Regions from separate parts of the Homo sapiens genome. Here region 1 is linked to region 2. A link is an interaction called in ENCODE POLR2A ChIA-PET data of the cell type or tissue named here. Cell type or tissue: HCT116. All regions are shown on one strand. Each heading gives the region's core, and the rest is flanking DNA. Links, peaks and the distances in the headings are about the cores only.

Region 1 (2,927 bases), core at 337-2,836, 150 kb after region 2:
GCTCTAACCATATATGGCCAAGTCTCCTGCTCACTCAGCCTCCTTCTTCACCACCCACTCAGGTAAAAGTGACCTGAAGAAATACATATAGGGGATTTAATTATTACATTATTATTAATAATAAGTGGTCATTTTGTTGACAGAATATTGTCTAATATCAGGATTGGAGATTTTGCATTTTCTTCTGTGTTGGTTAGTGATTGTTGTGTAACAAATCAGCCCAAAGCTCAAGAGCTGAAAGCAACATTGGCAAGGCCAGAAATGACCTTGCAGTCTCAGGCACACAGCTGTCCAAAAGCTGAGGCCCAAGCAGAAAAGCAGATTGTGGCCAACTGCTGCTAGAATGGAACTTGCTTTCTGCCTGTGGCTCACACATTCTCTCTTTGATTCCCCAGCTCATTCATAAGAATTTCTTCACTTTGAGCTGCCAAAAGGCCGCAGAGAACTATTTTTAAATGTGAAGAATACTCTGAGAAAAATCATGTTTTTACTTTTTACTGTTTCTTTACTATGAAGCTGGTTATCATGCCTCTTAAAATTACTCCTGTTTTCTAAAACTGTTGTCCATTTGCAATTACACCATTAAACGAAAACTCTTTCTCCTCACATTTCTATAGAGGAGCAAATGTGACATTGTGGTGCACCAAGTTAAAACACTTTTTCTTTCTTCATTTCTTCTGGTAAGGAAAAGCAGATGAAATGATATGTCTGGGGATTTGCGACACTAGTGTGGGTGGGTGCGGAGACACAGCAACAATTGGCCAAGGAAGCTGGTGATTGCTACGGTGAAGGAGATAGATGGATTCATAACACAGCTAAGACTATTTTACTCCCTAGAATCAGAGACTGACAGAGCTAGAAAGTTATCTAGCCCAAACTAGTTATATTGTAGATAAGATAATGGGGGCCTGGTGAGATAGTGCCCAAGGCTACGCAAATGTGGGTCTTGAACTCCAGCCCTTCCCACATCCACGCCAGTGTTGCACAGGGTCACTTTATACTGTATTCCTTAATCTTTCCTGACTCATATGTCATAATTTTACTGTCATCAAAAGTTTGAGAACTGTCTTTAAGCAACTATGTTGACTTGGATCTCAATAAGAATGCAGACAAAGAGAAGACTATTTCATTTATTTAGGTCATAATATAATTTTGTAAGCAAAAAGTACAAAATGCACAATAGATATGTGCTTTATATATAATGTAAGTGTTCAGTATATATATTTAAAATATAATTACTTGGAACTTTCTCAAATTAATTCTCCCTTTGTACACACACACACACACACACTTCAGGTTCTTGATTCTAAACTCAAACAGCATATATTTTTCTTTTTTCTGGCACTTATTACCTCCTACTTTGTATTTAATTTACAAATTATGATATGATATGTCATATCATATCATATCATATCATATCATATGTCAATTTTTATACTTTTAGTAGAAATGGGGTTTCCCCATGTTGGCCAGGCTGGTCTCAAACTCCTGACCTCAGGTAATCCACTCGCCTCGGACTCCCAAACTGCTGGGATTACAGGCGTGAGCCACCGCACCCAGCCTGGACCCACACTCTTTTAAAAAATTGTAGCAATATATATATTACATAAAATTTACCATTATAATCATTTTAAAGTATACAATTCAGTGGCATTAAGTGGCATCCTTGTGCAACTATCATCAGTACTCATCTCTAAAACTTTTTAATCTTTCCAAGCTGAAATTCTATACCCATTAAACACCAGCTCCCCATTCTAGCCTCCTCCCAGTCCCTAGTAACCACTATTTTACTTTCTCTGTCTGTGAATTTGACTATTCTAGGTACCTCATGTAAATAGAAGCATACAATATTTGTCCTTTTGTAATGGATTTATTTCACTTATCATAATGTTTCAAGGTTTATCCATGTTATAGCATGTGTCAGAATTTTATTCCTTTTAAAGAGACTCGTGCTTTTTTTTTCAGCAGCTAGAACAACTAAGCTTGCAAAAATGATTAGTTAAAATTGAATTGCTCTCCTCAGGTGATTTGGCAATGGGCAATCCAGGGTATTGGGTCCACAGTCTGTCACCGTGCTCACCCTAGCAGGGATGGGCAGTACCCTGATGCTACTCCACTCTCAACGAGTTGTCCTGTCTAGTCAGGTTTCCTCAGTGATATGGTTTGGCTTTGTGTCTCCATCCAAATCTCATCTCGAATTGTAATCCCCATGTGTGGAGGAAGGGAAGTGATTGGATCATGGGGGCAGTTTCCCCCGTGTTATTCTCATGACAGTGAACAAGTTTTCACAAGGTCTGACAGTTTTATAAGGGGATCTTCCGCCTTCATTTTCTCTTCTCTCTTTCCTGCTGCCTTGTGAAGAAGGTACTTGCTTCTCCTTTGCCTTCCACCATGATTGTAAGTTTTCTGAGGCTTCCCCAGTCATGTGGACCTGTGAGTCAATTAAACTTCTTTCCTTTAAAAATTACCCAGCCTCAGGTATGTCTTTATAGCAGTGTGAAAATGGACTAATACACCTGGCATGGCTCCCCTAGCCTCCAGAGTAATAATGCCCCTTCCTTATTAATCTCAATTACCAACACCCCCCTTCCTTTGTTAATTTACATTACCAACCCTACCACAATCCCACCTGCCCACACACCAGGCTGTCCATCCTGAAGTATTCAACTTGGTCCTGCTACTGTGTTCTTCTTTGATCTCTAACCTGTTATTGATAAATAAACTTCTTGGTCTCTTCTGCTCTTGATATTCAATACCAAGTTTAAGTCTACTTTTGATGGTGAGTTTAAAAACTTCATTCAGAATATCATTTACTCTGTCAGGGTAAATTTAGATCATAAAGAATAATGTTGACAGTAATAAGGGTAGAAATGGGGAGTCAGCAAAGAAAGACTTAGGTTTAATATACATTCCAAATATCATCCTTT
Region 2 (2,927 bases), core at 167-2,666:
GTTATATTAGTTAATTTGGAAAGTACTTCAATCAATTTAAAACTTTAGGGAAGATCAATTCAGTAAGTTCTTTAGAAAATCACTACGTCAAGGCTGGGTGCAGTGGCTCACACCTGTAATCCCAGCACTTTGGGAGGCCGAGGCGGGCGGATCACGAGGTGAGGAGATCGAGACCATCCTGGCTAACATGGTGAAACCCTGTCTCTACTAAAAATACAAAAATTTACCCGGGCATTGCGGCGTGTGCCTGTAGTCCCAGCTACTCAGGAGGCTGAGGCAGGAGAATGGCGTGAATCCAGGAGGTGGAGGTTGCAGTGAGCCAATATCACGCTACTGCACTCCAACCTGGGCAACAGAGTGAAACTCTGTCTCAAAAAAAGAAAAGAACTATGTCAAATTCTCAAAGGTCACTGAAGTTAACCCGTGTTATCAGTCTTCTAAGCAGCATTAGTGGATTTATATTTATGTTACACATTTCTCCTCATAAAAAAAGATTTCACATGCATTTATTCAATGAATACTAAAAAAGATGAATATTTCAAAAAGTAAAAGCAACTGAAAATAGTAATATCTGTTAAAACTGCGTCATGGCTTTGCCTTGATATCATGAGTTTTGTCTGCTTTTATGAGGGTGGCATTTTTGGGCTTTACAAATAAAAAAATACCATTGTAATAGTAGTATTATAACCGTAACCAATAGTCCAACAATAGCGAAAGCATTCACTGTGTATCACTCCCCTCCAGGCCACCCCGGCTTTGCTCTGCTTCTAGTCAGAGTGGATGCCTCGCAGTTCTTTTTGAATAAAGTTAAATCTGACTTCAGGTCTTTCACACACACATTTGCCGCCCTTTGGAATCTCTTCCTTCTCTGCCTTTATCATCTAGTTAATTCCTGGTAAGTCTCAACTTGAAAGGTCTTCTCTTTATGGAAGCTTTCCCTGAGTTTTATGTGGACTGAAGTTTCCCCTGTTAGCATCCTTACTTCTTCTGAGCAACTGTAATTGTTTATGTCATTATCTGACAAGAAGCTGGATGAAGGCGGAGTGTGTATTGCCCATCACTCTATTCTCAGCACTTGGTTTGAATGAGCCTATAAGTGGTATTTTACCCACCCCTCACAAAAGAAGCTATATCAATATAAGCTATTATTCGTGTAATTTAGTGAGAAATACTGATGTTTCCTCACCCCATAGTTTTGTGTATCTTTTGTAGACCTCAGTGTTTCATGACCTATATATTATAATGTTTACTGACTAGATTTGGTCAGTTACTATTTGAGGAAATGCTGGGATTTCTTAGAAATTTTAATGATAAAAGAATGCATAGGGCCAGAATGTTTGAAACCAAGACTGCCTTAGAGAAACCCAGGGCATATAGCAGACACATTTTTGACCTGAAACGCTTAAAGCGGAATGGGACAGGAAAATACATATGCATGAAATAATTAGTATGTTTCTCAGTCTGTCCAGGCTACTATAACAAAAATACCATAAACTAGGTGGCTCAGGAAACAACAAACATTTATTTCTCACAGTTCTGGTAGCTAGGAAGTACAAGATCAAGACACCAGCAGATGTGGTGTCTTATGAGGGCCTATTCCTCATAGATCATGCCTTCTACCCGAGTCATCATATGGTAGAAGGGATAAACAAGCTCTCTCTGGCCTCTTTCATGAGGGCCTTAATCCCATTCCATGTGGGCTCTGCCCCCATGATCTAACTACCTTCCAAAGGCCCCATGTTGGGAGGTTATATTTCAACATATGAATTTGGTGGGGACACAGACATTCACACCATAGCAGTATGCCACCTGTGACAGTACCTGTTTGTCTTTATAGCTGTGTTCTCTTGTTTCTCCAGTATCTCAGTGGTATTGGACAGGATATTAGATTCAGGAGAGGACTTCAGAATGTTAACTAGTGGTAAGAAAGCAGCTTCATGGGGTGGCTGGGGCTTGAGGGAGTCTGTAACTCGGGACCACATTTTAGTAACTAGAGAAAATGTTTCAGCAACTGTATGGTGATAAGTCCCTAGTCTAAATCTCTAGCACAAATCTTTCTTTTGAGTGCTGGATACCCTATTCTTTTGCCCATTAAACACGTCTACTTGCATGCGCCACAGTCACCTCAAAGGCAACATGTCCAAAGCAAATTCATTATCTCACTCTCGAACTTGCTCCTTCTCCGTTGTTATGGAACTCAGTAACCACATTGCTCAAATTACTGCCTCACCCATTATTTCTTCCTCACCTATCACATCCAGTCCTCCAAGTTCTCTCAGTCCCGCCTCATACATTTCCTCCATAACCTGCTCCCTTGTCTATGTTTTCTAGTGTAGGTCACTACACTAGAAAGGTCATCCTTTGCTTGTGCTCCTGCAATAGTCTTCTAACTGGTCTCCTACCTGGTAGCTGGTCTTACTCTCCTCTGATCCACTCTCATGCTGTGGCCAAAGTGATTTTCTAAAAAGACAGATGTCTTAATTATGCATGTGCTTTGAAGCTCCTCGTTTGGCATTTAGGATAAAGTTCAAATGCCTTAGCTTATGAGAGGCCCTGTGACCAGGTCTCCACTCTCCAACCATATTGATGATCTTACAGTTTCTCCTGTGTATTGTGCTGTCTCCGGCCTCTGGACCTTTAGTGCTGCTCCTTCTGTCTAAATTACTTGTTTTCTCAATTAGTGACCCTTCCCTCCTTCAGTGCACAGGCTTGGAAGCCTATCCATGAATCTCACTACCCTGAAATCCAAGGGATAAGGTGACCATGAACCTCAGCACCTCAAGCCTTCCATTGACATTTCCCTCCTTTGCTCCATGGGTAAGAATGCAGAACGTATGGCTTCAGCTTCTGTGTGGGCCTTTCTCTATGCCTGGTTTTTCCTGGCACCTGTCCTCCCACCTGCCTTCTGGCCTGCCAGTGTGTCTGAT

What was found. Peaks named below come from ENCODE experiments on the same cell type or tissue, not always from the same donor. Only the 100,000 strongest peaks of a DNase experiment are listed, where the experiment ranks them.
Region 1: POLR2A ChIA-PET joins it to region 2 with 5 read pairs; 2 of 35 experiments call an interaction of 5 or more read pairs at or near these places.

What each region holds. Positions count from the first base shown.
Region 1 is chr3:149,457,684-149,460,610 of GRCh38, reverse strand. No RefSeq gene overlaps it. Among named protein-coding and RNA genes, the nearest start is that of TM4SF4, 16 kb to the left of the region's middle. In HCT116, for the core only: no CTCF peak of the experiment used is centred there; no DNase peak of the experiment used is centred there.
Region 2 is chr3:149,604,778-149,607,704 of GRCh38, reverse strand. All of the region lies in intron 2 of WWTR1 (WW domain containing transcription regulator 1), which reads left to right. Among named protein-coding and RNA genes, the nearest start is that of WWTR1-IT1, 46 kb to the left of the region's middle. RefSeq lists an enhancer at 2,393-2,927. In HCT116, for the core only: no CTCF peak of the experiment used is centred there; a DNase peak (open chromatin) is centred at 1,607; H3K27ac peaks cover 152 bases.